2 separate regions of the Homo sapiens genome follow, and region 1 is linked to region 2. Evidence: chromatin loops called from intact Hi-C (ENCODE). Cell type or tissue: B cell. All regions are shown on one strand.

What was found. A loop is a pair of places that touch in the nucleus more often than their neighbours do. Peaks named below come from ENCODE experiments on the same cell type or tissue, not always from the same donor. Only the 100,000 strongest peaks of a DNase experiment are listed, where the experiment ranks them.
Region 1: a loop joins it to region 2, with 2.9 times the contacts of the local background. A loop is called at or near these places in 1 of 110 quality-filtered maps.

Annotation. Positions count from the first base shown.
Region 1 is chr7:121,383,415-121,388,414 of GRCh38, forward strand. All of the region lies in intron 1 of FAM3C (FAM3 metabolism regulating signaling molecule C), which reads right to left. Among named protein-coding and RNA genes, the nearest start is that of FAM3C, 10 kb to the right of the region's middle. RefSeq lists a silencer at 1,886-2,083. In B cell, no CTCF peak of the experiment used is centred here; a DNase peak (open chromatin) is centred at 2,517; H3K4me3 peaks cover 1,769 bases; H3K27ac peaks cover 5,000 bases.
Region 2 is chr7:121,178,098-121,183,097 of GRCh38, forward strand. All of the region lies in intron 16 of CPED1 (cadherin like and PC-esterase domain containing 1), which reads left to right. It overlaps LOC124901735 (a long non-coding RNA gene), which reads right to left. Exons shown (of 3, transcript XR_007060494.1): 3 at 1-2,567. Among named protein-coding and RNA genes, the nearest start is that of WNT16, 150 kb to the right of the region's middle. RefSeq lists enhancers at 894-1,053, 2,423-2,652. In B cell, no CTCF peak of the experiment used is centred here; DNase peaks (open chromatin) are centred at 1,064 and 2,554; H3K4me3 peaks cover 4,875 bases; H3K27ac peaks cover 5,000 bases.

The sequences.
Region 1 (5,000 bases), 210 kb after region 2:
CTGGAATTGAGGTCAGCTGGCTCACTCCAGTACATGATGCCACTTCATTTTTGATATGACATAATTCAAGTGCCACTACCATAAGCATTTACAGCAAGGGCTTCCGATTTCAATACCAGGGACCTCTTCATGTTTTTCGATTTAAGTTTGTAAAATAATATGTTAAGAAGTACAGAACTGCAATTTTAAATATCCCAGCAATTATCATGATTGACAGAGTAATGTTAATACATCAAATGGATCAACTGTTCTTTGATATTACTGTAAGATCAACAGGAAACAGATGCTGGAAAAAAATCTGTATGTGCATGGGTGTTTTCCTCCTAAGAAATAACTCAAAATAGGTGACATTTTGAAAAGAAAATGAAAAAATAAGTAAGTTTAATAAGAAAGCCACATTCAAGTTTAGCTGGAGAGCTTCCACAGTCAACTCAACCTATTGTAAAGGAATGGAATTCAAAAGGAAATTTTGATGGATGAATCCCATTTGCCAGCAGTACATATCTATTTTAGATTGTATTTTGATATTTATGTTTCAATATTGTTGCCTGATCTAGTAATTCACAGAATGTGTCAAGAAAATAGTAATAATGGCACATCTCTGAAGGACACTGAAAAGAAGTGAGACATGCACTTTTTTTATTCACTGGACTAGGCAGGTGGGCTTCAGCAGGGTTCTGGGGGGCGGGGGAGTCTGGACAGCTCCCAAAAGTCCAATGCTCTTAGGCTAGCTCTCTTTCTTCTGCACAACATACCCTAAAGAAAAAACAACACTTAAACTGAGTTGTGTGTCATTGATTTCCTTTGTTAATTATCTGAACAGCTTCCACGTAATAGAAAAAGTCAATGTTATATATCTATTTCAACTACCTAGCCACAGGCTAGGAAAATACTAAAAGGAAACAAGATACTGAAGTATCCACAAACCATCACATAAAAGCAGAAAAAAACCTCCGCTTTTTAAATGAAAACCCCAACTGGTTATAAATCCTCTGTTGGCTTCTGGCAAAACTGAACTCAGCTTTCATAACATATACATGCTTTTCCTGCCAGCTAATTTTCCAAAATAACTTCACTCTTATCTGAGTGTGACCTAGGAAAATTTCTTTGAAAGTGTGATAAGCAGTTACGCACCAGGTACTTGATGTTCTATTTCACTGTTTCCATGGCCTGCTCAGGCCACACCTTGCAGTGGATGCTGCATGTACCTGCCACCCATTTGTATCTCCCAACAAACCTGTTTCTAAACTCATCCCTAAGACCACAATATAAGCAATGATGATTGTCTAGCTGAATACAACTGTTTTCCATTAAAATGTCTCAGAGAATTCACATTTAGTAAAATTTCTAAATTAAAATCTCATCAAATTAAATCTCAGCCATAACATGCCTCAATTAATTTCCTTAAGAAGCAAATTAATGATTCAAGAATCTACATCAGGATAGGAGTATTGAATATATTTGAGAGCAAATCAAGGAGCATCTATGTATGATGATAATGTGCTAATTCTAAATCATTCCTATTTGTCTTCTTAGAGGGGGCATGTAAAAGCAAAGAAAATATTTACATACAATTATCTTGTATGGGTGAGGGAAGCAAAAACTTAATGGAAACTTCAGGCTGAAAACCATCAATAATTAAACAAGGATTGAACAGGTCCAGAGAAAAGGAGCACAATAGTAAAGGGAGAAAAAGGCCTTTGCTAGAAATTCAGAACTCTAAATCTAGAGGCAACAGGCGAAAGGGCTTATATATAAGTATGTTCATTAAAAGGTAGAAATATAGATATTAGAGCCACTTACCAAAACCAGAAAATGAGTCACAGAAGGATATTTTTAGGATGGAAAAAAAACCCCAAAACTCAACTTAGTACATTTATACATTTGCTCCAAAAAGTGTTACATAGGCCAAAATTTGTTTTAGTGTTTTTGATAAATATATGTCACTGAACCAAATCCAGTTGCTAATATGTAAGGTTCATAATCACCTGAGATTCAACAGCAAGGACAGCCACCACAATGTCGCTGGACAATGAAACACTGCAGCTGGAAAGAGCGCCTGAACTAGGGCCTCAGATGGACGTACTAAACTTCTTTACATGGTTGACAATTTAAACATTCCTTTGGCCCCACTATCTACTCTGATCTAATTTAGTGAAGTTTTATTACTCAGGTAGAAATCAAGCTACTATGTGAATAAGGAGTCATTGTTCTAGAATAAATTAACTTCAGGAACAACAGAGTAAAATCAAAGGTCAAGTGATACTTCCATTATTTCCTTGGGAAGTGGACTAAATCACATAAACCACAGAAACATCACTCTATATTGACAAAATTGTCATAAAAAATTATTTACCAGGAGGGGGATTTCTTGCCAGTTAACATAAACCAAGTATGAATACATACTTATGTCAGTGCAATTCACACACACCCTTATTTTATGTAATCTTCCCACCAGCCTCTAGTTGCTGGGGGCATTAAAACAGCAGCATATATGAGATCAGGGGATTTCTCTAGGGTCACATGAAGGGTAAGTAAGAAGCTCACGCTACAAACAAATCCACTTCCTTTTCACTCCAGCTGTTCACTGACACACTCTAATATAAGAGGCTTGTTGACAAAATGTCATGCCAATCAACTTGGCTTTTGCAAACTGCTTTGGGAATTGCTACAAACTACCCACTCCAGCAATTCAACAGTATGGCAAAATGACTAAGCTTGGGTATTGGAACCCCTCCTTGAAATGGAAATGATACAAGAAAATTAAACGTACAAATACACCCTTTGATGTACCTACTTAATATTAACAAACAGCACTTAATTAAACCACAGGAAAATACCACAAGTTATCCTCTACAAATAGAGAAACTATCATTCAATTCAATCCTACTTCAACTCAGTGCTGGACAAATGACAATTTTAACCCAACCAACTTAGAAAGTTCCCATGATTCTAATAATAAGGGATTCTAATAAGTAAGGGAGAATTCGCCTTCTTTGCCTATCTTTAAACTGAGACAATGCCTTCAGACTCAGACCAGACTATACCATTCATTCTCCTGGACTGTCAGAGCTTGCCAACTTGTCAGATCTTGGACTTCTCAGCATTCATAATCTCATGAGCCAATCCCTTATAATAAACATATACACACACACACACAAACACGCACATACAAATCATATACCTGTATATAAATGAAGCTATCTCCACATGTATTATAAGGAATATATGTCTATATATCTAGAGCTATATCTATACATACACACACACACGCACACATATATATATATATATATATGTAATTGGTTCTGTTTTTCTATAGAACTCAGACTAATACAGACCCCCTCAAGAACAGAATGTAAAAAATTAAATTTTTATCCCCAGAGCATTTAAAGTAAAAGAGAAAAATGAGATAATACTAAAATCAAAAGAATGCTACAACTCAAAGAGTCACTAGGGTAGGTTACTCCGATGTTGCATTTACAAACAAAAGCATGGTATTTTTTAAAAAATACTGTGTTTGCTATAAATAACTACTTTTATGTGAGTAAAACAGGGCAACTGTTGGCAAACTCTTTCTATAAAAGGGCCAGATGGTAAATATTTTTAGGCTTTATGGACCATACAATCTCTACTGCAATTACGCCACTCTGCAGTTGTAGCTAGAAAGCAACCATAGCCAACATGTGAACGAATGAGTCTAATTATATTCTAATAAAGCTTTCTTTATAGACACTGAAATTTAAATTTCATAAAATGTTCATGTGTCACAAAATTATTCTTTTGATTTTTTTTCAACCCACTTAAAAATGTGAAAACCAGTTTTGGCTTGTGGGCCATACAGGCCTAGGGGTTGTACTTTGTCAACCCCTAATAAAAAGAAATAAAAATATAAAATTTAAAAATAAAGGAATAAACATCTTTCCCAACCAGGCTCTAACAGTCCAACTTTTTTTGCTGGGCTACGTGTAGGACATACAACTTCCACATGGCTTTGACAGGTCCTCTTAGAAGTACTACTACAGATGTAGGACAGATGAAACAATCCTAATTTCTGTGCTCCACACGTGTTCATCAAACATTTTCATAATCTGCTCTCCACAGAAAGAAGCATAATTCCATGAGAAACAACAGAATGGATCCTCTTCAAAAGGAAGAAAAAAGTCCTTCCCATCCTGTAGATGAAGCTATCCATCTATAGCAAAGGTGGAAACAAATCTAGATGCTGTTATGTTTCCAAACCAATCCCAGGAAATGTAAAGAAACCAATAAAAATTAATCTCACTATATTACACTTCAGTAACTATAAAAATTATGTTCTTGGGAAAAAACTTACATTACTATTTCCTTTATGTGGGTGTTTATATGGGATTATTTTTATGATAGGTTTAAAAAAAGAGTGAAGTAAATGTGCATCTAATGCTTAACAAACTTCTAAAATTCCAAATATTTAGCTTTAAAAAACCTTGTCTTTAATAACAAGTTATTACTATTGCACATGCAGACGGCTGTCAAGTACCCTGTCTCCCCTGAATGCAACTATACACACATCTTTGCAAAGCTGGCTACATTTTTGAAATAACAAAATGGAAAGGAATAAGATGACTGCATTCATTTGAAAAAATATTAACATTTAAAAACTCAGTAGGATATCTGAGCTGCTATCATTGTGTTAGAAATATTGTAAATTTAACAAAATTTGGTGTTTTTAACACTAAAGGCTTGAAAGAAAAATCTAGTTACTAACTTGAGAAAGTATTTAATACTAGCAGGATACCGAATCCTAGAAGGTACACTCTTTTAAAAGAAACCACCATTTTAACACACACACACACACACACACACACTCACACACTCCTGTTGTACAGCTTCAGAGGTGGGTATGACTTGATCACAAATAAAGGGAGATTTTTACATGACTACCAGCAACTAGAAAAGTATCCCAGATTTTTAAAGAATCAAGCTAAACTCACATTTTGAAAAGGGAAAAAAAGGAACAA
Region 2 (5,000 bases):
AGGACCTAGTAGCAGAGAGGACCTCACCCTCACTTTTTGGCATGCAGCCTCTGAGGAGGGGGCAATGAACCACCAACTGGTGAAAAGAGGAGAAATGACAGTAAGGAATATTGGGAAAACAGCATCAGAGACAACACCACTGAATGAAAAAGCATCTAAAAGTTGCCCATCCTGACTTCCTTGAGGAATGGGTATTTAACTAGAAATTAAATTTCTTTTCAGAGAAAGAAAGTTACATTTTACACACCAAGTTTGTGGTCTTTGAAACTTGCACCTATTATACACATGCGTATTTTTGTTGTTGTTCTTGTTGTTGTTATGGTGAAGGGCATTAACTCTGTGCTGTAATGTAGAGGTAAACAGGGAATGGGGGACAGCTTGATGAGAAAGATCCACTTCAAGTACAATTGACGATGAATCATATGAATCTTAAACGTGGACAAAAAAGTTGTGCAGACAGGTGGTAAGGACTGTGCAAGATGTGACAGCCTACACTACAATGGCAAAGTACATGTGTCCCAAATTAAAATTGGAGGAATGGAATGCCAGGAGTGACAGAACCAAAGCAGTCAATCATGATGGAAGCATTTGAACTTAGATGACTGAGGGTGAATGGTGCCTCCAAAAATACACAGGGAAAGCAAGAAGAGCTGACCTTGTAGAGAATATGCTAATGTTCGCAGGACAAGTTGAATTTTTAAGGTACAGGTAGGTCATGTAGCAGGGTTGTCAGGCAACTAAATTGAAACCTGAAGGGGAATGTTGAGACCGGGATTGGAGATGCAGGTGTCAATGGTATAAATGTGATAACTTTGTGAAGCCAGGTGAGACTACCTAAAGAACAGGATGCAGCAAAGAGGTCCAAGGAGACAATCTATATTTAGAAGGTAGGAGAAAGTTTGGAGCCAGCACATACAGCAGAAAAACAAGGTCAGAGATATGGGAGGAGAACAAAGCTGTACCGTGTTTTGGAAACCAAAAGTGAAAGATGTTTCAAAATGGAGTGATCAGTGAAGTCAGGCCCTGAAGGAAAATGATGGGGTATGGGTGTTAGGACTATGAGCCAACCTGTTGGCCTAGTCATTTAGAAGGTTAGAGACCTTAAGATGAACTGTTCCCCTAGAATGGTGAGGGCAGACGCTAGGCTGCAAGCCTAAGAAATTAATAGCTGTGGAATTAGTAGCTGTGGATATAGATATACTCTGTAAGAAGTTTGGCACTGAATGAAATACAGAGTGATGGTTGGAGTAAGTCAAGCAAAGCATGTCAGGAAGTATCCAACTTAACATAGACCTTTATATCCTAGTGTATACATGTAATAAATTTAAAGGGTAGGGAGGATTATTCTGAAGATAAATTTATTCCCCAGACCTTGCTGAAGTACTATCACAATAGTGTGCAGAATGGAACGTTTCTGGCATATTCTTCTAAGCAGAAACAGAAGTTTTTTTCATGTGTCTATACCTTTAAGCCTTTAATTATGAAAATCACTTTATTTTGTTCATATTCTCATTTGATTTTCTATTGTTTACATGAATTGAAATGTGTTCAAATGTTTAAGATTTAGGATGAATAACAGCTCAATGGTAATGACTTATAAACCCAACATAACAGTTTATAGTTAGCTTCTTAGTCAACATGTATTAAAGGTCATTGTTCCTTAGCCTTGCCCCAAAGTAGTAAGGGAAGTAGTACATTTTAATTAGTATAAGACAAAGACAAATAAATTATATTGCTTTGATAGTCTGAAGTTTTGTTAGTAACCATTTAATGTTTTAAATTATTCACAATTTATAATACCTTGCAGTTTTTTAAGGGAAAAAAATGAAACTAACAATGATTGCACTGTGTTCTGTGATACACACTGGGATCTAAAATTTCACATTTAAAGTATAAAACTGATTTACTGTTATGTTTTTCTTTTTATTGTATGACTTTCACAAAGTACACATCATTTGACTATTCTCTCAGTGAATGAGATTGCTTGGATTTTCAGAATCTTGGAATAGTATCACATGGTGGTCCCAAAGACCAGATGATAGGTAGCTTTCTTCCTGACAAATTCCCAACACTTGGGCAAACTGCAAGAGATGTGTGTGATGATTCTTAAAGTGACTCATTATATTTTCATGTGAGTAGATTATCGCACTGCAGGAGAGACAAGTGTTTTCAGCTGATGGCCTATTTTACCTTTTTCCTATGTTTTAAAAGGTAACACACAAATGGATTCCGAAGATTTTAGAAATATATTTTTTCTTGGAAAATATCAACAATGAAATAAAAATAGACTTTTAATGTGGTAGCTAATTTGATTTTCTTTAAAAAAATTCTGAGGCTCTTAGTTTTTCTGCATTATCCTTTGAAGCCAATGGGACAATAATATCCTGAAATAATTATTTTAATACATCATGGAATTCATGACAAAATCTAGAATTACGTGATACATTATCTGTACACTCTTGTCTCCAGGGTTCTCTCAGTGGGTCACACCTTGGCACACACTTTCTGTTCTTCTTTCATATACTATTATTAGCCCGAGATTTTCATGCTCCATCAATTTTTCTTTGCTACACAATGGAGAAGAGAAGAGAGAACAGGAAGAGACTTAAATGCACCCTTTATGACAGGAACAGAACATGATTTTTAGATGATCTACCTATAGGCTTTAAAATTAATACCTCACCTCCAATACTTCCAGCGTAGCCTGAGACATGGAAGGTGGTTACTTTTAAAACTAAAAGTAATGTTCTTAGTTACTTTTAGGACTAATGTGATGATTAGCTGGGACATGTCTTAGCATTCTCTGACAGGATCGGATCAGGGTGGTCAGCCAGGGTTGAAACTGTGACTGTATGACATTTGATTTGGGCTTCATTTCATCTCTAAATGGACTTGAGGCTTTTTCACAAAATAATATTTTAAACTATAATTTTTCCATCATGTTCAAGAAATAGTCAACAGTAAGGGTTCTACTGTACTCAAGGAAACTGTATGAGATGAAGTGTGATGATTCTTAAATGGATTTATTGTGTTTTTGTGTGAGAGATGATCATACTGCAGGAGAAACAATGGTGTTCAGCTGAGCTTGTTTTATATATTTGTAAAAGGTGAATGGTTTCCCCAGTTTGCTTGACATGCAAGTATATTCTTCAGACAGTCTGTAAGGTTTACAAGCATTTCACTCACCATCTAAGAATAAAGAATATTCCACGCAGAGGGAACAATACAAAAAATACCCTGTAACTTGAAGTTTCCAGTAGCTAAAATTTTGAAATATTTACTTATCAGTTGGTAAAGAATGACTGTCCCCAGGAAAATTAAATCATATTAGAATCTCAATTGTTTTTTGGATGGAATTAAAGATATTTGTTTGAAATACATTTCTCAAAAAATATTGCTGTGATCTGTACATAAATACGTTATTGATTTTTAAAGATGTTTAAAAAATTTATATGTCAGCAAGATACCATAAAAATTCCTCTTTAATTTTCTAAGAGATGGTCATCATTTCTTAACCAAAATATCACCTTGACTAATATTAAAAGTTTGCAAATATTGTTGTTTGCATGAATAGATTTCTAACATTTTAGTCAACCTTTAGTAAAATTGTTAAAACCTATATCATCCATAAGTATGAGAAAGGTTCAATTATTAAGTTCCTTTTACAAATAAGAAAAATAAAACAACACAGAGTGGTTGAGTGACTTTCCACAGGTCACACACCTAGTTCCTGGCAAGGCTGGCATATTATTGTCAGATAACTCTAAATCAAGGAATATTAGATGCATATTAATTGGGCATATTGTAGTCTTACAACTTTTAATATGGTTCTGAGTTAGATATTCTTAGAGGAAACTAGTACCTGGAAATTTAAAAGTCACGTTTATTCCAAAATGAACCTGGGAAACTAGGGGGACATTTGTGTCTATATCAGCTGTCACACAAGCTTACTTCCCTCATAAAACTTTTTGTGCCCCAAACCCTTCTAACATGTTGCATATTTCTGTTATTTTAGACAATAAGAATCAATAAAAACCACTATAAAAGCTATGGTAACATTAGAATATGTCAGCCCGTGCTAAATACTTCAATTCGATGAGAGCTTTTTTTTTTTTTTTTAGTTTTAATGATGTTACATTTCCAGAAAAAAATACATATAAAATTCATAGAAATTGTGCCAGAAGAGTTAGTAGACCATGTTAAGGTATTTTTTACTGCATTAAAAACAGACTAGCTCTTAGCAAAATTAAAGAAGTTCACTTAATAGAGACAGTAACTGGTAATAGTAGGAGTGATGTGGCATTTCAGCAACCTGCCTGCCTGCCTTCCTTCCTTTCATTCCTTCCCTTCCTTCCTTCTTTTCTTCCCTTTCTTTCTTTATTTCTTCCTTTCTTTCCTCCTTCTTTGCCTCCCTCTCTTCCTCCCTCCCTTTTTCTCTCCCTCCTATCCCCTTTTCATTTCTCCTTGTTATTATTTGTTCTGTAGTTATTGAATGTCATTATGTTTCTAAGGCTGAGACTTCTATTTTAACTGATGTTCAGTGTAGCTTGAAATGACATGCCACAGAGGAATAATGCTGGTCAGATTGTAAGTTCTATAGTCAGCTACCCAGTCTGGGTTTAGATTCTAGTCCTCCGCTTGCTATTGGGATTACTTTGGGCAAGTTGCTTACCTTGTCTCTGTGATGGAGATCATACTGCCTACTTCACTGTGTCATTGCGAACATTAATTAGATAAGACAAGCTTCTATGTAGCTTGAGGACCACTGTGCCTGGTACATGGAAGGTGTCTGAAATATTAGTTTCCTCCTTTTTTTCCTCACTCCCCTTTATGCTAGCATTTTTTTCTTCAAAAACTTATTCCTATTTATTATCCTGAGTTCCTATCTTTGTCTTTTCAAAGAAAAAAAAAACTCAGTTTTGTTTACAAAGCCTTGCAAAAATGTATGAATCATCCAAGAAACTGCAGTTATTAATAGTTAGATAATTCATAGTAATTAT